2 separate regions of the Mus musculus genome follow, and region 2 is linked to region 1. Evidence: chromatin loops called from intact Hi-C (ENCODE). Cell type or tissue: gastrocnemius. All regions are shown on one strand. Links, peaks and the distances in the headings refer to the core of each region. The heading gives the core; the rest is flanking DNA.

The links. A loop is a pair of places that touch in the nucleus more often than their neighbours do. Peaks named below come from ENCODE experiments on the same cell type or tissue, not always from the same donor. Only the 100,000 strongest peaks of a DNase experiment are listed, where the experiment ranks them.
Region 2: it touches region 1 in a loop (11-fold over the local background); 31 of 42 quality-filtered maps call a loop at or near these places.

Annotation. Positions count from the first base shown.
Region 1 is chr1:40,111,540-40,119,539 of GRCm38, reverse strand. Il1r2 (interleukin 1 receptor, type II) reads right to left here. Exons shown (of 9, transcript NM_010555.5): 4 at 7,405-7,585; 5 at 4,342-4,516; 6 at 1,523-1,585. Among named protein-coding and RNA genes, the nearest start is that of Gm16894, 30 kb to the right of the region's middle. In gastrocnemius, for the core only: CTCF peaks have their summits at 2,942 (motif pointing left) and 4,077; DNase peaks (open chromatin) are centred at 1,475, 1,704, 2,924 and 4,053.
Region 2 is chr1:40,544,537-40,559,384 of GRCm38, reverse strand. Il18rap (interleukin 18 receptor accessory protein) reads right to left here. Exons shown (of 13, transcript NM_010553.4): 12 at 11,445-11,618; 13 at 7,680-10,760. The coding sequence ends at 10,297. Among named protein-coding and RNA genes, the nearest start is that of Slc9a4, 28 kb to the left of the region's middle. In gastrocnemius, for the core only: a CTCF peak has its summit at 14,526 (motif pointing right); DNase peaks (open chromatin) are centred at 11,096, 11,444 and 14,528.

The DNA.
Region 1 (8,000 bases), core at 1-8,000:
ACCAAAGTGTGGACACTTTGCCCCTTCTTAGAATTGGGAACAAAACACCCATGGAAGGAGTTACAGAGACAAAATTTGGAGCTGTGATGAAAGGATGGACCATCTAGTGATTGCCATATCCAGGGATCCATCCCATAATCAGCTTCCAAACGCTGACACCATTGCACACACTAGCAAGATTTTGCTGAAAAGACCCAGATATAGCTGTCTCTTGTGAGACTAGGCCGGGGCCTAGCAAACACAGAAGTGTATGCTCACAGTCAGCTATTGGATGGATCACAGGGCCCCCAATGGAGGAGCTAGAGAAAGTACCCAAGGAGCTAAAGGGAACTGCAACCCTATAGGTGGAACAACAATATGAACTAACCAGTACCCCGGAGCTCTTGACTCTAGCTGCGTATGTATCAAAAGATGGCCTAGTCAGCCATCACTGGAAAGAGAGGCCCATTGGACTTGCAAACTTTATATGTCCCAGTACAGGGGAACGCCAGGGCCAAAAGGGGGGAGTGGGTGGGTAGAGGAGTGGGGGGTGGGTATGGGGACTTTTGGTATAGCATTGGGAAATGTAAATGAGGAAAATACCTAATAAAAAAAATAAATCTTTTAAAATAAAAAACTAAAACGGACTCTGAAGCCAGAACTTGATGAATGAGCATAAGAACTCTAAAACCTGCATCATTAGAAACAAGCATATGAGAAGGTATGTCCACATCAGTTTCCCGGGCACACAGACCAAAATCTACAGCCAAACTTGACCCCAGCCCCGAGTTTCTGAAGTACACTATATCTCTATCACTCCTTGGAGGCTTTTCTTGTGGTAAACAGTAGAAATAAGACCTTCGGAGAGAGTCAGTGTTGACATGAAATGCACACCCACCAGGCAGAGTAGATGCTCAGTACATGGGCAGCCCTTCCCTCCCATGAGCTTCAGAAAGGATCGCTACAGTTCACTAATGTGCCTTCACTGGACACCCACTACGGACCATCCAACAAGTCTGTTGGCCAGACGTCCTGCATCAGCAGGGGTAAAAACAGAAACCCCTTTTCATCATACCATTGGTGAATATACCAGCTACTCTAATCACGGGGAACTATCTGCAGTCGCTGCTGGCTCTGTTTGACAAAGAGAGTCTTATAGGAATTCTGAGTAGCTGCTAAATATTGAGAACGAGAATTAAGTTGAATGTACTAAAGGTGCCAGCCAACTCTGTGGACCCCCTTCCTACAGTTAATAACTATTACCAAATTATTTTCCCCGTAACATTTAGGTTTTTGTGGGTCTAACTTTCAGGAAATAAAGTATCATTGCTCTCAAAGAATGGCAATACTGCCAAACAATACTTGAAGACAAAGGTCCCTTCGGTGGTCATGTCAGGCCCCTACATAGTGTGGTTCGTGGGCCTCACTCAGGCACTGTGCACCCAAAAGCATAATGTGGTCAGCTGGCACAGGTCCCAAACCCTCTGATGGTTTCAGGCACCACCATGGGTTCGTGGGCCACACAATTCTTGTAGATCCTTACCCAATGATGCTGGTATTGTCTCCAGGGGAGAAATGATCACAGGGATGGGTTCCGTGGTTGTTCCTGAGAAGATAGAACGGAAAAGAGATTGCATGAGGAGGTCGCCTTGGTTTCCAGTACAGATTCAGATTTGCTTATTTAGCTAATTAAGTGGCCCTGCCCCCATGGGAGCAGACATTGTGAGATTCCGCCTCTGTCTGGCAAAGGAAATGGGCCTCTCCATGAAACTGAGCATCTTAAGCCAATGCTTTTCCCGGCAGAGGCATTCCCGGACGAGGCCATGGTTACACATTCTTCTGGCAGATGGTCTTCGTTATCTGCTCTGCGTTGAACAATTAGCTATTCCTCTCCCGGGCTTCCTGAATGCACACTTATGGTCTCCACAGCATGTTTTGCCCTCCCTCAAGATTAAAGAGCCATGTCTTCAAGAGCAGGCGGGGGGGGGGGGGGGGGGGGGAGCAAGGGGGGGGTCGGAAAGTGGGTTAGAGAGCCATCTGTGTGGAAGACCAATCCCATACTGGGAACTAAATTCAGTGACACACCTTGGTCACTGATGTCATATTAACTCCTTAGGGAGGTTGGAGTGGACCTCCAAAGGATTCGAACCAGCTTGAAGAAACTGGGCACCTGAAGTGGAGCAAAGGAGCCAGCTGGGGAGTGAGAAGAGGGTTGGGAGCCATCCCTCAACTGGACCCATTTTTCTTGTTCTTGTTTCTACTACTAAAAAAGCAAGCACTTAAGTTACCATGTAAGCACCAGATGAGACCAGGGTGTGCCTACACCACGGCCTTGAAGGTAAAGTGCTTGGGAAATATAGATTACAGCACCTCAGCTCCCAAGCGCCTATTTATCAGATCTGCATAGGACCTTAGAGTCTCCTGTGCAGGTACTACTGGAGTCTGAGGGCGGGGGGTGGGGGGGGCGGGGGGCGGGGGGGGGGGCGCTACAGTCAGACTGCGCATGTGAGGAGCACTCAGATCTTCCTTCCCTGTGTGAGGAGCACTAGGATTGTGTGTGTGATGAATCCTCAGGTAACTCTACTGTGTCTGGTTCAGGACCCACTTTTTTTAAATTATCTCGTGTGCAACTCATCAAATTTGATTTGATTTATTGACTGATTGATTTTATTTTATTTTATTTTACTTACTCACTTTACATCGAACTTACTGCCCTGATCCCGGTCACCCCCTCCCACAACCCCTCCCCCTCCCCCCAGCCCCTTTTCCTCTGAGCAGGTGCTGCCCCGCCCCTTGGTATCCCCCACCCCCACCCCACCCTGGCACTTCAAGTCTCTGCAAAGCTAGGTGCTTCCTCTCCCACTGAGGCCAGACAGGGCAGCCCCATTTAAGAACCACTGTGTGGCCCTAGTTTCACAACTCGGTACAATACGCAGGTCTGCCGCCCCCTAGTGTTTCTGTGCAGTATCACACAGACGAGTGGTGAAGCCCGTTCTCAGACACCACCCTGAACTGAGCAAGAAGATGTGAGCCTGTTCTCTTCTCACAGGACAGGAAAACAAATATAGGCCAGAGGCTTCGGTTCAGGCAGGATAGTGACACGAATGAGTCTCTGGGGCTCACATATTTGATTCTATTTTCCCTTCACCTCGCTTCCTCTCCAGCATGTAAGAGTTGGGGGTAAACGACTACATTAAACGACTGTTCAATACTGGCCAGCTCTGCCTATCACGTTCTTTTCACGTATAATCTGTCCTGGCATAGGCCGAGCATCGTTTCTCTGGGTTTGCAAAATCTGAGTTACTCTAAGACCTGAAACTTGTTAAGCAACAATATAATGCTGTGCGTGGGAAATTCCATACTGTAAGACTTTGTTTGAATGCACAGAATTAATTAAAATACTGTGATAGTCGACCTGGTGGCAGTCATGAGTTACCTCTGCATGGAAGAGCTACAGTACGTTCTCTAGTTAGAAGCCAGCTTATAGCCACTGGACCAAGTATAGCCCAAGACCCCGTCTCAAAAAAAGATGTAAACAAAATATCACATCAAACTATCTTTGGGTTATGTGTAAAAAATATATATGAAGCATACACTAATTTCATGTTTAAACTTGTGCCTATATCCAAGATTTCATTATGCTGGTGAAAATATGCCAATTCTTGGAAAAAAATCAAGATTTTGAAGGTTTCTGTTGTCAAACTCTCAGGCAGGTAGTAGTCAGCCTGTACAAAGAGCCACAATTGGCACTCTGCTCAGCGCTCTGGTCAAAAACCTAGTAAAATGGTGGTTCTCACCCTTCCTAAAGCTGTGACCCTTTAATACAGGTCCTCATGTGGACATTTTATGTCAGCCATAAAGTTATTTAGTTGCTACTTTATAACTGTAAATTACTACTGTTACGAATTATATAGGAAATACCTGACATGAAGGATAGGTGACCTCCCAAACAGGTCGTGAGCCACAGGTTTAGAACCACTGCAGTAAACTCTCAGTCCCTCCGAAGTATATTTTAAGGCTTGACAAGAGTGTCCGTACCAGCTCAGAGCTCATGAACCTTCCATTTCCCAGGACGCCTTAGTTTGTACCCCCTCTAGTGGTGAGTTTTAGCATTGCAACCTTCAAATACCTGCTTTCATCCCTTTCCTGACCAAGAATTAACTCTCCTTCTCTTAGAACTCCCTGCCTTATACGTCTTAAAGTATCTTGTTCGTGGTTTAGTAACATCTAGAATAGTTGATAAACATGTTTTTCTTTTTCCTTCATGCCAAAGACATTCGAGGATTTTTAGGTGATCCTGAATTTATTATCAAGCTGCTTCTAGAACCAAGCAAGACAGGTACCTCGGTGGTATGTATTTACCTTTGACCCGGAGTTCAATATTCCTAGTGATGTTGTATTCCTGGCCATTGTAGGTAAATGTCATAACACATCTGTAATAGCCTGCATCGTCCATGGACGTGTTGGATATCAATAGGCGTGTGGGGTCTCCTGCACTCAGAAATTCCTTATTGCCTTTATCCAAGAGTATGGCGCCCTAGAGGGGAGATGCATCTGAGAGTTACATTATAGAATAACATCGCTCTTGAACATTGAGTGTTGTTGTCAATCGATGTGGAATCTACAACCCAAGAGATTCCCTGGCATATACTTACTTTGGCCATTTTGTCTTTGTGGCGCATTTTTAGCTGTATTGTTAGAGAAATGACCAATTTTTCCCCCTTAGGGTGGAATCTTGTCATGTAGCCCACACTAGACTTAAACTCTTGATTCTCCTGCCTAAGCCTCCTGGCTTCTAGGGTGACATGGGTGTGCCCCCCTGCTCCATTTAGAAAAAAAAAAGAATACATTTTTTTAAAGATTAAGTTATTTTAAACCATTTAAGTACAAATATACTTAAGATCTAACTGCCTTCTTCTGACTATGAGCAGTATCAAGAACAATCACTACTAGGGGAATATAAGGGCCAGGAATCGGGAGTAGGTGGGTTGGAGAAGGGTCAGGGAGGGTATAAGGGACGTTTGGGATAGCATTTGAATTGTAAATGAAGAAAATATCTAATGAAAAATTGTTTTAAAAAAAAGAAAAAAGAAAAGAAAATCACTACTAAACAGCCAGGAAGACATGAAAACCTAGGGCTGGAAGAGACCATGTTGGAGGAATTTATCTAAAAATTATTTCAATTTAGGACTTACTACAGGAAAGGAAATTTTGTAAATAGAAAAATAGGAGAGATGGGGTCCATCTTCTCATAAAGACATAGAGTCCTAGAGGTTCTTGACAAAACAGAGCCCTCGGGAGCAAGGCCTCCAGGGAAAATGGAAGGAGTAGGCCAGGTAAAAACATCTTGAGTGTTCCATAGCCTCAGTACACGAGAACCCTGCGCATGGTATTTTGTACCTGTAATCTCAGCACTTGAGAAGCTGAGACAGGAGGACTGTGAGCTTGAGGCCAGACTCAACTACATGGAGAAACCCTGTCAACGGTGGGGGAAGGGGTGATAAGGAAGAAAAGAGGAAAGGAGGGAGGGGTGGAAAGGAAAGAGGGTGGGGAGGAGGGATTGGGGGGGAAGGGAGAGGGGTGGGAAGGAGGAGGAAGGAGTGGGGAGAAGGGAGGGGTGGGAAGGAGGGGTTGGTTGGGAAGGAGGGATTAGGTGGAAAGGAGAGAGGGAGTGGAGGAGATAAAATGTGGTCAGAGGCCAGAGAGATGGCTCAGATGGCTCTGTTCTTCCAGAGATCCTGAGTTCAAATCCCAGCAACCACATGGTGGCTCACAACCATCTGTAATGAGATCAGATGCCCTCTTCTGGTGTGTCTGAAGACAGCTACAGTGTACTTACATATAATAAAGAAATAAATCTTTAAAAGAAAAAAAAATGTGATCAGAGATCAAGGCTTTCAGAGACTGCCATGGCCCTTCTTCAAAATATACTTAATTAAAGGGGGGAAATCTCACAGCTCCTAGCCTGAGTAGACAAATATGAATGCAGGGCACATTATGACAGTTGCTCTATAAACGTAGACTTTGAGTCAGTTTCTTCTGTCCCTGTCCTCTGGAGAGGGGAGAAGTGAGCAGCCCCTGCCCCTGAGGTGAGAACAGGGGGAGCAGAGTAAGTACTTAGCAATGCTCAGGGGGACTGTGGGAGGCGCGGCTATTGTTAACATCCCATGCCAGCCCCATTGATTAAGCATGGTGCAGGGGCTGCATGCACAGTACTCCATCCCTAGCCTTCAAAACAGTTCCAGGAAGCCGGGCATCCTGCTCACGGCAGCAACAGCTACAAGACAGGAAGCAAATGCAACAAACTAAAAGAAGGAAGGTTTCTAACCCAGACACATTGTTTCCAGATCTATGTTTCATCCTCTGCAGGGGAGTTCTGTATGTGTCCTCTGCCTGCTCTTTCTAAACCAAGAGAAGGCTCTCTGTGGTTCCCCAGGCTTATCCATAGGCACAAACTACTTTCAGGAAGGCATTTTAAAGTTTCCAGCATTGCATTGCTACGGTGTATATAAATATGTGCACATACATATGTGCATGTGTGTGTGTACACATCTTGATGTTAATACTGACGATCAGCTGGTTGACCTATTGATTAAAGGACGAACTCTTATCAATGACTAAAGGAATACAAGCCTTCTCAGCATCTCTCTATAGTCTGCATCAGGGGTGGGCAAGTCCTTACAGATAAGAGCCAGATGGGACATAGTTTATTGCCCACATAGACCACACGGTCTCTGTCTTACTACACAGTGGAACAGACAAAGAAAATACGTAAACGGAAACCCCGATACAAATGTGCTTATGGACATGGGAGTGTGAGCCTTAGTCAATGGTCACATGCACTTGAGTATTCTTTTCATTTTTTTTCAAGCATTTAAAACCTGAAAACTCTCCATACTTGATGAGTTACAGAGACAGATGATAGCTCTAGGCTATAATTTGCAGCCTGCGTTGTAAACAACAATGTCTCCTAAAAAAAGCAATGACCTCACAGAGAAGCCATAAAATATTTGCTACTTTTCTTAAGGATACAAAGGAGAAACTGCAACAGTATTTATTCCTGCAACCCAAAAGTTGCCTTGTGCTTTAAAAATAAAAAAGATATCTTAAACATGGATATAAAATTTTTGTAAAAAATTAACAGGGTTGTTTTGAGCAGTTTTTCCTAGTTATTTTTAGGCAAGTGACACTCAAAAAGCTCTTTAGCAGCTATTGACTCTGAAATCATTTCACACTCTGCCTGCATGACCCTTATCCAAACCATAAAATACTAATCTAATCATCGCCATTTTAATTAATCTTATATTTCTAAATACATAATTATCTATGTGTCTACACAAATATATTGTCTTCAAATAGATTTTTACATATGTGTTCTACAACCATTGAGATATTTTTGTGGCATATGCATTTTGAAAGCATTACCTTATACCACTGTATCTTTCCATCAGCGTTGCTGGAGATGAATTCTTTCAGGTCAGGGCACACTAGTAACCCGGTGGTGGAGAGAGCTGAGATTTGCAAGTAGGAGACATGAGGCAGAGATGCTTCAGTATTCTTAAAGACCTTGAGTTCCACAGACATTTGCTCACAGTGGGATGCGTTTCTAATTGTTTGTTAAGAAAAAGGAAAAAGGCAATGATTGGAAAGACAGAAATACAAAACCAAATGAACGTAAGAACAGCTTCCTGCCCCCGCCATACCCAGTCTGCCCTGCCTTGAAGAGTGCGGCTTACCTCCTGCGAGTTTTTAACTTCTTGTGATACAAAACCATCACGCCTGACTGCTATCTACAAGCTGTGTGCCCTGTGCCTTTCATGAAGGACCACTGCAGAAGCTTCATTCCCGAGCCCAGGGCACTGAGATTCCCCCTAAGAATGCTTTACCAACTGATTTCTAGTTTCAGAAGACTGCTGAGAACTTTGTGTTTGGACTCTTAAAAAAAAAAATTTTTTTTAATTAAAAAAAAACACGAACAAAACTATATAGCAGGAACTTGGAGAAAACAACTAATTTGGAAA
Region 2 (14,848 bases), core at 6,849-14,848, 430 kb before region 1:
ATATATATATATATATACACATATATACATGTATATATACCTTATATATAATATATATTCTTTATATATAACTGTATTCTATTTACATGTAATTTTATAATCTATGTATATTCTATTAATGTGTAAATTATGTATACATATATTGTATTTTGATGGCATTTATCTTATAATCTTTTCTAACTCTCAATCCTGATGATCACCTCATCTTTAATCCACTGCTATGTTTTGTCTATTTTTTTGACCTTTTGTTATTGACTAAAGTATAGCAATAATTAGGCTTGCTAAAGGTAATCTGTCATCCATGTTAATAGCTTAGGAATACTGTCAGGAATTAGACAATTGCTTCATATTTAAATGTTTTTATTAGATATTTTCTTTATTTACATATCAAATGTTAGCCCCTTTCCTGGTTTCCCCTCTGAAAAGCCCCCTCCCCTCCTCTCTCCCCCTGCTCACCAACCCACCCACTCCTGCTTCCTGGCCCTGGCATTATACTACATCGGGGCATAAAGCCTTCACAGGACCAAGGGCCTTTCCTCCCATTGATGACCAACTAGGCCATCCTCTGCTACATATGGAGCTGGAATCATGAGTCCCACCATGTGTAATCTTTGGTTAGTGGTTTAGTTCCTGAGTGCTCTAGGGGTACTGGTTAGTTCATATTGTTGTTCCTCCTATGGGGCTGAAAACCCCTTCAGCTCCTTGGGTTCTTTCTCTAGCTCCTTCATTGGGGACCCTGTGCCCATTACATTACATTATCAAGAGATAATCAAGTCCAATGGATGGCTGTGAGCATCCACTTCTGTATTTGTCAGGGACTGGCAGAGCCTCTTAGGAGACAGCTGTATCAGGCTCCTGTCAGCAAGCACTTTTTGGCATCCACAATAGTGTCTGGGTTTGGTGATTGTATATGGGATGGATCCCCAGGTGGGGCAGTCTCTGGATGGTCATTTCTTCAGCTCCACACTTTGTCTCTGTAACTCTTTCTGTGGGTATTTTGTTCCCCCTTCTAAGAAAGATCAAATTATCCACGCTTTGATCTTCCTTCTTCTTGAGTTTCATGTGGATTGTGAATTTTATCTTGGGTATTCCGAACTTCTGGCTAATATCCACTTATCAGTGAGTGCATATCATGTGTGTTCTTTTGTGATTAGGTTACCTCACTCAGGATGACTTTCCACAGAAATGCTGAAATTTATATTACTGAAATATAAATTAAAAACTTTCTTTTATACCAGTAAGAAAGGGGAAAAAAAGAAACTTAACATAATTATTGGAGATACTTGTAGTTTTTGGGTTTTGTTTTTACTGACAGTAAATATTTATTTATTTACTGAATGATTTCTCTATTAACTTAAAAAAAAAAACAGTGTTTGTTTCTCCTGAGCAAAGTTTAAAGTCACAGATGAGATGGAAAGGAAAAGTGAAAACTTTCCGAAGTCTAGAATTTGTGGATTTGATCTTTGTTCTTATTTTTGTTTCTTTCCTCTGTAGTTCTTAGAGAAATTTGAGTTATATTCAAAAGGTGAATAGTTCTTACTTAGGAAAAGATGTCTTTTTTGGCTAATTATTTTAATCTACTTCTTTAAGTCCATCTTCAGTTTTTAGGCAGTGTTCACCATCTTGAATGCTGTGATCCTCAGGTTTCCATAACATTTTCTTTACCTAGAACTTGCTCTGCAGCAGGCTAGCCTTGAACTCAGATATCTGCTTGGCTTTGTCTCCAAGGCAAGTACTAACATGCCTGAATTAAAGCTTTTCATGGCCACTATTCTTCAAGATATGGATCAAAAGCCTGTGCCCTTCCAGCCTCAAAAGTTAGATCACAGGTATGTCCCCTATTTCTGGACAAATTCATCTGGAAAGGCCAAAAAACCAAAACAAACAAACAAACAAACAAAAACAGAATAGTGAGAACAATTCTTAACAATAAAAGAGCAGCTGGGAGAATCACCATGCCTGACCTCAAGCTGTACTACAGAGCAATGGTGATAAAAAACTGCATGGTACTGGTACAGAGACAGACACATTGATCAATGGAATAGAATTGAAGACCTAGAAATAAAGCCACACGCTTACGGTCACTTGATCTTTGACAAAGACACCAAAAATATACAATGGAAAAATAAAGCATCTTTAGTAAATGGTGCTGGTCTAACTGGCTCTTTCCTTGTCTTTGAAGAATTGTATTGGGATTTTGATGGGGATTGCATTGAATCTGTAGATTGCCTTTGGTAGGATGGCCATCTTTACTATGTTATTTCTGCCAATCCATGAGCATGGGAGATCTCTCCATTTTCTGAGATCTTTGATTTCTTTCTTGAGAGACTTGAAGTTATTATCATACAGGCCATTCACTTACTTGGTCAGAGTTACCCCAAGATATTTTATATTATTTGTGGCTATTGTGAAGGGAATTGTTTCCCTAATTTCTTTCTCAGCTCATTTATCCGTTGTATAAAGGAAGGCTACTAATTTATTTGAGTTAATTTTATATCTGGCCACTTTGCTGAAGTTTTTTATCCATCTGTAGGGTATTTTCTTGATTAGTGGTCAATAGGGCAGAGTGGTCCAGGGGGCTAAGCCCATTGTGGGTAGTGCCATCTCTGGGCTGCTTTCTTACTGTTGTGTTTTTGTAGAAAGCTATTTTGTTCTCAGAATGTGACATCTATCTGTATCCTGGTAACTCTTTCTACCTGATGTCCATGTGAATGTTTCAACTATGTGTTAATTAGTGTCAATATATTTATATCTACCCGCTTACAATTATGTTTCTTTTTTACCTATTATAAAGGAAAGCCTTCATTAAAAACAAATTGTTTCATTCAAAAAAGTCTTATTAATAATATGCCTTTAATTATTGTTTAGGCATTGGATATTTAATATGAATGTCAATATGTATAGAGTCTGTCTACCATTTTATGACTACAATCCTATTTATTTCCTTGTATTATTTCATCTTATTTTTTTCCTCTTTTTGGTGTTTTTTTGTGGGGGATTTTTACTGTTTAATCTTTTACAGTTTTGCTGTAGTGTGAACAGTTAGCATTAGATGTACCTAGCTGTCCAATTCCAGGTTTGCAACCAGTGTTCATTTCTATACTTGCAACATGGCAAAGCAGACCACCAGATGTCGTTTATTTCCCTGGACTGACACTGCTTTCCTGCAATGACTCCTCTCCCACCCTGGACTGACACTGCGTTCAAGTTGACCCTGTCCTCCAAGTTGTGGTAAGTTCCACTCCAGCCTTTGATCCTAGGATTTTGACTATTTTAGATTCTTCATGTAAGTGTTTAGTGTTTGTCTTCTCATCACTAGGTTTTTGTTTGTTTTGGTTTCCTAACCTAATATGTTCTCTATATTCATCCATGTTGTGACATGGGTTGAATAGTATCCCACCATGTACTGTGTTTTAGCAATGTTTGAATTTTTGTTGATTTCTTTTAGTGACAGTCCACCGAATTAAAGCACAGTATTGTATTACTTTCTCATTCTTCTATAAGTCTGTTTCACCTCCATAAGTTAGTTGTACATGGTTTATTGCTAGATAGTCCCTGCCCTAGCTCCTCTAGGTTGTGGTTAACTATTTGTACCCACACTGAAAACATTTTCATAAATATAATAACTGTTTTTTTAAATGTATGTTTAAAATTCACATTTATTCAGTACACACACATGTGCAGGCATATGTGTGTATGTTCCTGTGTGTGCATGCCTGTGTATATATGCCTATATGTATGAAGATTCAGAGTCCTTATTGAGAGTCTTCCTTGATAATCTGATTTTTATATATACTGAGGCAGTTGCTCTCTCTCTCTCTCTGTCTCTCTCTGTCTCTCTCTCTCTCTCTCTCACTCTCTCGCTCTCCCCCCCCCCCCCCCCAGCAACCCAGCACCTGAAGAATCCAGCTAGCCTGGCTACCAGCCTGTTTGGAGATCCTCTGTCTCCAGAGTGCCAAGATTAAAGATGGCTGCCACATATGCCCCAGTCTTTATATATGAGCTGGGTATTCAAACTCTGGCTGTCTTAGTTAGGATTACTGTTGTTGCAATGAGACACCATGACCAAAAAGCAAGTTAGGGAGGAAAGGGTTTATTGAAATTAGTCTTTCACATTGTAGTAGATCATTGAAGGAAGCCCTGACAGAATCTCAAACAGGGCATAAGCTAGAGGCAGGCACTGATGCAGAGGTTGTGGAGGGGTGCTGTTTACTGCTTTCTTCCTATGATTTGCTTAGCCTGCTTTCTTTTAGAACCCAGGACCACCAGACCAGGTATGGCCTGACCTGCATAAGCTGGCCCCTCCCGCATCAATCACTAATCAAGAAAATGCCTGCAGCTGGATCTTACAGAAACATTTTCTCAACTGAGTTTCCTTCCTTTCCCATGACTCTTGCTTGTGTCAACTTGACATGAAGCTATCCATCACACTGGTCTTCTCAGGTGTGCAACCAAAACTGACTGCTGAGATATCTCCCTGTCCTCATGGTTATATGGATTGCCTAAGCACTGTCTTATATGCTGTGTTTTGTAGCTTCATGTCTTTTGTTGTTGTTTTGGCAGAAAATTGAGAGAAAGGTCACAAACTCCAGTCAAACCGTGGCTGCAGAGTAGTAGTATTTGGGACTGTACTGGCTAGTTTTGTGTCAACTTGACACAGCTGGGGTTATCACAGAGAAAGGAGCTTCAGTTGAGGAAATGCCTCCATGAGATCCAACTCTAAGGCATTTTCTCAATTAGTGATCAAGGGGGAAGGGCCCCTTGTGGGTGGGACCATCCCAGGGCTGGTAGGTAGTCTTGGGTTCTATAAGAGAGCAGGCTGAGCAAGCCAGGGGAGGCAAGCCAGTAAAGAACATCCCTCCATGGCCTCTGCATCAGCTCCTGCTTCCTGACCTGCTTGAGTTCCAGTCCTGACTTCCTTTGGTGATGAACAGCAGTGTGGAAGTGTAAGCCGAATAAACCCTTTCCTCCCCAACTGCTTCTTGGTCATGATGTTTGTGCAGGAATAGAAACCCTGACTAAGACAAATTGGTACCAGGAGTGGGGTATTCCTGTGACAACCTGACCATGTTTTGGGGAGGTCTGTGGAAGGACTTTGGAACTTTGGTCTTGAAGATCCATTCATTGTTAAGAGCTCTGTGGGATGTTGTGTAGGAGCTTGGAAGATAATGTTGAGAACAGTGCAGAAGATGGAGGTCTGGCTTGTGAAATTTCAGAGGGAAAATTAAAGACTCTTTTCAGGGCCATTGTTGTTTTGATTGTGAAGATTCTGTAGTTCTGGTTAGCTGGGGCTGAAGAATCAGCTGTGATAAACAAGATACCAGAACTACTAAAGCAAAAACTTTGCATTACTGGGACTATTGATGCTGGTTAGCTGGAGCTAAGAAATTGGCGGTCATTAAGAAGAGACCAGCATCATTGAAGTGACATCTTCTGGTAAGTGTTTTCTGAGAGCACAGTGGCTGTGTTCCAGATATAGCCAAAGTTGTACCTTGTGCTGTGGCTGGACTTGGTAATGTGTAAGGGTCACCCAGGTGGTACTGGTTTTGAAGGCATGAAGGAGTTGAGCAGAGCAGCTGAGGCTTGGCACTGTGAGAGGCCATGGAAGGCCATTGGTGAAAGTGCAGCCTCAGTTGCAATTGATGGCCCAGGACTGAAGGGGTCATGCAGTGTTTTGGAGATGCCAGTACCATGAGATGACCACCAAGAGCAGCAGCAGCAGTGGAGTACAGGCATCTGGAGCCTAGAGGATGACGCATGTGCTACAAATGGCATGGCTGGAGAAGTGACCCAAGCCCTTGGAGGAGCCCAGAAGATCGTAAGTTGGATCCCAGACATTGGACGGTTGGAGATTGACTTTTGCTTTTGATTGTGGCTGTGCCCTGATATTTTCCCTCTTGAAGGAAGAAACTGTTTTAGTGGAGCCCACAGTTAAGAGACTTTAATTGTAAAAAGACTTTGGATTTTAAAAGAGATGGATATTTTAAAGAGATTGAAATTTTAAGAATATGTAAAGACTGTGGGACTTTTAAAGTTAGTTAGATCTTGGGGATGAATAAGAATGTAAGGGTTGAGGCTTACTAGTGATGTGTTTGTGTGTCAAGTTGACAAGGGGTCAATTGTACTGGCTAGTTTTGTGTCAACATGACACAGCTGGGGTTATCACAGAGAAAGGAGCTTCAGTTGAGGAAATGCCTCCATGAGATCCAACTCTAAGGCATTTTCTCAATTAGTGATCAAGGGGGAAGGGCCCCTTGTGGGTGGGACCATCCCAGGGCTGGTAGGTAGTCTTGGGTTCTATAAGAGAGCAGGCTGAGCAAGCCAGGGGAGGCAAGCCAGTAAAGAACATCCCTCCATGGCCTCTGCATCAGCTCCTGCTTCCTGACCTGCTTGAGTTCCAGTCCTGACTTCCTTTGGTGATGAACAGCAGTATGGAAGTGTAAGCCGAATAAACCCTTTCCTCCCCAACTGCTTCTTGGTCATGATGTTTGTGCAGGAATAGAAACCCTGACTAAGACAGGGACCAATCCTTCAACACTCATCTTCCAATGGCACACTTTGCTTTGTTTTGTTGTGTTTTGAGACATGGTCTCATTCTGTAGTCATGGCATTTTAAGAACACACTATGTAGACCAAGCTGGTCTTAAACACACAGATATCCACCTGTCTCTACCTCCTGAGTGCTAGGATGAAAGGCATGCACCAAATGCATCTCCAGCGGCCTATCTGGAAGTGTGGCAGTTCTATGGCTCAGTTCTCAATGCATATGGTAGCACATTCAACATCAGACTCAGCTTGCTGATGAGCCCTGGAGTTATAAATAATCTTGTAGCCTCTGTCTGCGAGATCTGTACTGTCTTTTGAGTTTTGTAGGTTTCCTTTCCTCCTCTTAGCAGGTTTCTAGCCAGGACTGGAGACTATTAACTTCACTGCTCTATGTGCATCTCAATTGCAAAAGGACACAGAGAAAAAAGGATCAACAGGGGTTCATTACACTCTATAGAGACTCCAAATTCTTATACCTAAGGGGACAGTTCTCATTTCTTGGAGAAATAAATTCCCGAGTATCTAGTGGCATTCTCACTTCAAACACTGGATTTCGTAAGGTCTGGTCAGGGACCCAGGGAAGGAATGAGAAAATCTAAGAGAAAGAAAGGCTAGGGAATCCTTCTTCAGTCTTCACACTTCATCTGCAGCTCTGTGGTCAGCCCTCATGCCCTCTTGTAAGACTTGGGCTGACTAAGTCTACATCAGTAGAAACTGGGGAAAAATCAATAAGCTTTAGATTCTTATTTTTCTCTAACCCACCTCTTTTTGTTCACTTTTCAGATACTTCTGATTGATTTTTTTGCCATCTTAAAGTTTAATGTTATTTATCATTGTCCTGTGAATGGATGGGAGATGGGGAGAGAGTGTGCACACTTGTACACGATATGGCATGCAGGGAGGCCAGAGGAAACATTGAGAATTTGTTCTCCTTATGACTTTAGGTGGGATCCAGAAATTGTAGTAGGTCACCAGGGTGCACTGAAAGTGTTTCACCTACTGAATTGTTTCACCAGCCCTCAAAGTGATTTTTTTCTATGCATGTCTCCAGATGGTATAGCTCTGATGAGGATAGTGTCTCTGTTAGGGTTTCTATTAGTGAGATAAAACACCATGAGATAAAACAGCAAATTGAGAAGGAAAGGGTTTATTCAGTCTTACAATTCTCAGGTCCATTGTCCAGGGAGTACAAGCCAGGAATCTGGGCACAGGAACTGAAGCAGAGCCATGGAAAAGTGCTGCTTACTGGTTTCCTATTTATGGCTTATTTACCCTGCTTACTCATAGCATCCAGGGCCACCAGCCCAGGGGTGACACTGTACACAGTGAGCTGTGACCCCCCACATTGATCATGAATCAAGACAATGTACCACAGGCTTGTCCATAGTCCAATCTAGTGGGGGCTCTCTCTCTGCCAATGTTCCTTCTTCCAAACTGATTTAGCTTGTATTAAGCTGGCATAAAACAAACCAGTAGTCAGGACTGTGGGCATTTATTTTATATTACTTGAGGTATTGACCTTGGAATAACATGAATGTTGAGAACTTTCTCTCTGAGAACTGTCTGGGAGACCATATAGGGTCCATAAGGAAAGGTCTGCAGTGTGTCCTAGAAGGGTGCCATCCATACTCAAATGGTGATGCTTTCTTATACCGAAATAAAGCATGGTTACCATTGTATTTGTTCAATGTATGTGAAGCAATAGACAAGATACATGGCCTCCTCATCTAGATGGTGCAGCCAGAAAACGTGGCTTTGCTTTCATTCTGCTGAGCCTAGCTGCTCAGCCAAAGTCTTGCAAACACAGGAATTTTGTCTTGATTATTCCTCTTGTTTTAGTTGATATGCAAGGCATAAATATTAATAACAGTTTGTCCCAAATGCATACCTGTCATCTCACTGGACCTAGCTATGGAAAAGAAGACATTCTATAAACATGGACTGGCTATTTCTGCTTTCATATTTGTACAAGTCTGAGGCACTGTAAAGCCAAATGCTTGGGAGCTCAGTTATCTTGGAACAAGATAAACCTGGCTGCACTGGCCAGAAGAGGTTTCTGAGTCTATGATCTCTGAGAGAGGCTAACAAGAAACCCAGGAAGCCTGGCCAGAGCCAGGGCACAGTGGTTCAACAAGTGTGGGTTCCTCCCCACTGCGATCCCACAGTGGTCCTTCCCACAAAAACTTCCTCCAGGGATAATTTATGCTCTTTGGTTCCTCTTTAGCTTTGAGATTTCCAGCCAGGATGCTGGTTAGTGCCAAAGCCAAAGTGGTTTTTATGATGTGGTTCTTCTGCGAAGGAGGATCAGAAGAGCAATTCACACAGACACCAATGGGTCAGATGTCAGTGGATAACCCACTCTGCCTGTGGACCTCATTTGGTTCTCAGGGGATGTGACTCATGATGTGGGAGCCAGTTCATGAGGTGCTGCCTTCACTGCTCACATGATGAGCCACCCTGTTCCATCAGGAAAGGTGGTGTTCAAAGGGCATAAACAGCCACATCAACTCAAACCCTGTTTCAGCTATAGACCAAGTCATGAGCATCAAATTCACTTTGTTAATCAAAACGACGACCCAGCCCTTAAACACATCATCTTGTTACTAAGGAAGACTTCCCCTAAGACCACTCGGCCAATCAGTGTCCATACAGGATACCACTCTCAGCAGGCAAATGACATGCAAAGCTATGGCATCTGTTGTATTCTTGCTGCTTGTCAACAAATGGGTGCCCTTATGCCCCACACTCTGCTTCATAATTGCTGCCTCTCTAGGTTGTAGACAACTACAAACCCATTCTTTGTCTTAATTGGACTAATGATCTGGGACAAATTAGTCTCTACTTGCAGAGACTCGGGTAAGGTCTCTAGCCAAGGAAACAAGGAGATATCGTAATTAGTTCTATCCCATTCCTAAATCTGAATCCTGTAAAGAGTGTTCCAGCCAAGAGGAGGGCTCTGTCCTCTCTGTTATATACAATTTGGAAGAACTTGACTCAAATTTTTGACCCTCTGAGTGTTGATGTATTTTTTTTTTCTGGCACTAGTGACTTGTGATGTGACTTTCGCTTATGGTAGTGAGTAGGAAAGAAAGCACAACTCTCACCCAGCCCCTTAGACACAAGGGGAATGACCACCATTCTATATTGGACCTTTCGAAGCTTGGACACAGGATGAGCTCACTAAATTCATTTGTGAGTCGTGATATTTTCTGCCAACAACAGATACCATGCATGTTGTTCACCTGCAGGTCTAGAAACATATACCTAGTTCATGCCTTCAAGTGGGTCCTGTAGGGACCCAGGAGATCATATGTTCTGTCTCACCTTCTATATTTCTCCTCTATAGAATTGATGAATAAACATGCAGCAAAATTTCTTTACAGAAGGGCTTTAGATGGAGTTTCAATCACTCGTATCGAACAAAATAAAATCCTATTTATCTGAATGCATATACACACACAAACGTATGATAAATTCATATATATAGTGCAAAACAGGCATGCGTGCATGAATGTTGGACAGCCCATGGAGCTATTTCTGTTGATTCTGTTCAGGCTACTTGGGAACTCTCAGGGAAATGTGTGCTAAGCACACGGCAGAGGTCTGGAGTATTGCTCTGTGTCTGTTCCAGGAACCCAGACCCTAAAACCACAGATGCCGCTTCATTCCACTGCCTGTCAAGCTTGCTTGGCACTGAGAGCAGAAAGGCTCAATTTCTATCAGCCTGATCCACACAGCAAGTTCTACCCATCAGCACCTCTTCTGGTCACTGTAGAGAAGGAGGTTCTGAGCTCCGTGGTCATTCCCAGACTTGGGCATTCCTTCCAGGGGTTTCTGTGTCACTAGGTCCTTTTCAGGGGAAAAGCCCTTCAGGAAAATTCTGAGCCCGTTGAACATAAACCTGTTGGAGTTCTTCACAGGCATGTGGTAACGAATTTGGGTCCAGAACCTGGAACTGGCGTGGACCGACTTCAAGCCTTTCCATGTGACTGTGGGGAGAACCCGCAGAGCCTTTTTGACAAGGTAAGGAAGAGATTCTGGCTCTTGGAAGGAACAGAACTTAATTAAAATCAACTTCAGTGTCTGATCAACCAAGGCAAGATTCACTGCTGCTTGTAGCTCAAAGACACGGGGTCCATTGAGGTAGCTGGGACTCAGGATAAATATTCCTCTTCGGCTTTTCTTAATGATGCTCACAATGTCATCTGCATACACTGGAAACAAATAAATCAATGACTTTCAACTGATAGAAAATCTGAGTCACAACAAGTTTGAACCTTCCAGAGATGCCTGGAGGGTTTCTTCTAACTTGGATACTCTTGGGCAAAGACATAAGGAGAAAGGACCCGCCCACACTCTGAGCTGTTGAAGATATGTGCTAATGCCTACCAACTGTTCCTGTCTCCTGCCACCTTTAATCACCACCTAAACAACCCAAATCACGTCGGAATATGACTGGGGGTCTGGTATATCTCAAGCTACTTGTGGAAGTATGGGGGCAGGGAAGGCTAGCAGGCCATTTGAGGCTTGGATGGGTCATGTGTGACATCCATCTTAGAGGCCTGCTATGCCTCCTGCTGGAGCAGAGTTCTAGAAGCCAGAAAGGCGATCTGTTCAAGATGAAGGTGGTTATTTCCCAGGCAGAATCCAGGGAAATCCTAGGTGGTTTTCCCAGGGCCGTTTATTATTTATTATTTCCCTGAAAATAGATATTTTTAGAAGACAGAGCATGTCTCTGGAGCACAGTTTTCTCTGTTCTCGTCCAAGATGACCTAGCTCATGAAAAGAAATGTAAACACAGAAGGCATGTATCATAATGAAGGCACGACAGATGACGCTCTGGGCTCCAGGGGGTTACTCTTTGTGTTCTAATTGGTTCCTTGGCAGGCAAGACCTACCTCCTCCTGGGGTCACATCTCGGTCAAGCAAACACAATCTGTACCCATAGGTGTCTTCTAGCACTTCCGGGAAAAGATTCAGAGCCAGGTGTTCCTCACTCAGAGATCCCACGGCGTCAGTCTCAGGAGAGCTCCAATTCGAGTAGGATACAAATGCATCGAATTCCTTCTTATCTAAGGAAAGGGAACAACAAACAAAACCAAAGTCCTTTTTAGTAACTATCATGATATATACAGATGCTTGGAGCGTATGCTAAATGGAAAAGAAATAAGATTTGGGATCCTTACAAAAAGGAATTAAAAGCAAAGCCAGCAGATGCATCCATTTTAAAATCACACCACGGAGTGGTTTTGATTGTCCCTATGAAACCCAATGATTAGCGTATGAAGTACCCCTGTGTCTCTGCAGGGGACAGATCAAACAGCTGGGGCCTCCCGTGATTGAATCTTGTGTGCTCGGGAGGGCATCATTCTTTGTATCTGCAGTGTTTCTAGCTCATTAGTCACACATCAAAGAGGAGTCTGCTCCGTTAAAGCGTGATAATAACCAGAAATCAAGTGCTGTTAAGATCTGGATCCAGTACCCATCGGGAGATAGTGGCACACTTTTAGCCATGCAACAGCATTGGATGGTTCAGTTAACAGTGGGTGCATTGCAGTGGAGGTCCTATAAGTTAACAACACACAGGTGACTCCTATTGCCCATGGCTGCTGTAGTCCTCACGGCACTACAGCCCATAATATTTCTCCCATGTGCAGTAATGCTGGTATGGTCCTCTATGTGCACAATATGCAGAAGCATATCTCTCCGGCCATGGCCCGTATATAGCACGTGACTATATCACCGGCTCTCCATTTGTTGCACTTGGCTTGCCATGGCTGTGGAACACACTACCGCTTCTAAACACTGTTTGCCCTACAACACCATCAGCAGCCTCACGTACCTGGCAGTTAACAAGTCTCACAATTGGATAAATGTTCTCTTCTGCTTAACTGGGTGTTGGTTGTTTTGCTCATCACAACCTGGGAGTAGTTGGGCTTTATCTATGTATTTGCATATATAGTACCCACTGTGTAGTGATAGGCTTATATACACACACTCTCCAGAGAGTCCACAGCCTACTGTGTCGTAGTTTATACTGTCTAGGTTTATACAAGCCCACTATATTTTGTTTCTACAAAGAAAAGTAGCCTAAGGGTACATGTATCTGAATGTACCCTTGTCATGAAGGGCTGTGTCAAGTGACGACAGTACTTGTATCTCCTTGTGAGGTGAGATCAGTCGAGTTCCCCTTGCAGGAATGGTTGCATGAGGTAGCAAATATGCCAGACCAGAGTCTCTGGCTCTCACACAGCCCTCCCCTTATATTTGAGAAGCTACATTTATAGAAGTAGTCTTAGGACACTGTACAGGTCTCTTGTACTTCTGTTGATAATATTATCAGGAAGATTTGTTGGGATATGCTGAAATAAAAAAACTACCTCGAAGAGACAGAAAACTCACACATTAACTCACACGTTTTGGGATGGAGCAGCTGTAGTTTATATTTCAGGTCATTCCATAACCTCCATCTACAGTGTTGTTAGATGTAACTAGTGTCTCAGGCCACAAGTAGTGTCTCAGGCCGTTCAGCAGTGTGCTTGCTAAAAGAGATGCCCAGAGGATTGGCTACCATCCACAAATAAAACAGGAGGCTCAGAGCCCCCAAAGCTATAGAAGCTAGTTTGTGAGGTACTCGACTGCCCATATAGAAAGGAGGAGACTCTGAGGTGTGGCCTGTAGGTAAGTGCTGGTGTGTTTAATGATGAGACCTTGAGATAAGAGTAAAGAAGAAGTTCCAGAGAGGAGGATAGTAGGACACGCCAGTACGCAGAAAGGGTTAAAAAGTGAGATTGACTTTACTGAGGAGGGGGAAGGGTAAAAGGAAGGGTGGATGAATATCAATAGAAATGATTTTAAAAGCAAAATAAAAATAAAAATGTGTAACACACCATATCTACCTCTGACCCTCCCAGGGTTTTGTAAAAACCCCAGAGTTTTCTATAAATCAAAAGATAAAACAGAGGAATGGATACAGAAAATGTGGTACATCTACACAATGGAGTACTACTCAGCTATTAAAAAGAATGAATTTATGAAATTCCTAGGCAAATGGATGGACCTGGAGGGCATCATCCTGAGTGAGGTAACACATTCACAAAGGAACTCACACAATATGTACTCACTGATAAGTGGATATTAGCCCCAAACCTAGGATTCCCAAGATATAAGGTACAATTTGCTAAACACATGAAACTCAAGAAGAATGAAGACTGAAGTGTGGACACTATGCCCCTCCTTAGAATTGGCAACAAAACACCCATGGAAGGAGTTACAGAGACAAAGTTTGGAGCTGAGATGAAAGGATGGACCATGTAGAGACTGCCATATCCAGGGATCCACCCCATAATCAGCATCCAAACGCTAACACCATTGCATACCCTAGCAAGATTTTATTGAAAGGACCCAGATGTAGCTATCTCTTCTGAGACTATGCCGGAGCCTAGCAAACACAGAAGTGGATGCTCACAGTCAGCTAATGGATGGATCACAGGGCTCCCAATGGAGGAGCTAGAGAAAGAACCCAAGGAGCTAACGGGATCTGCAACCCTATAGGTGGAACAACATTATGAACTAACCAGTACCCCGGAGCTCTTGACTCTAGCTGCATATGTATCAAAAGATGGCCTAATCGGCCATCACTGGAAAGAGAGGCCCATTGGACACGTAAACTCTGTATGCCCCAGTACAGGGGAATGCCAGGGCCAAAAAGGGGGAGTGGGTGTGTAGGGGAGTGGGGGTGGGTGGGTATGGGGGACTTTTGGTATAGCATTGGAAATGTAAATAAGCTAAATACCTAATAAAAAATGGAAAACAAAACAAAACAAAAAAAAGATAAACTTATTTAGCAATGAATTTACAGAGTGTGGTGTTAGAGGACCTACACATGTCCTCCTAGTGTTATTTCTTTCTAAATGAAGTTTAGACATTCACAATGAACTCTTGGGCTTTCATTTTGTAAATAAATATCCGTTTGACCAGCAGAGGGCGCTGAATCACTGTGCTCCAGAACCCAGTTCTGAGCAAATCACCAAGAAGTGAAATCACATGAGACAAAATTAAATGATCCCTATCAACTGACTCTGCTTTGTTAAACTCTAGAATCTTAGGGGGGGGGGGGTTCAGTGAATTTGTTCCATACAAATATAAAAGGCTAATTAAACAAACAAAAATTCTGAAAACACTGTTGGCTTATATGGAACTCAAAGGATGTTATCAATAATCGATCTAAAATAAGATGAAATGCATGTATTTCTCTAGTTTTCTTAGCTTGGTTCAGGTGTGTGTGTGTGTGTGTGTGTGT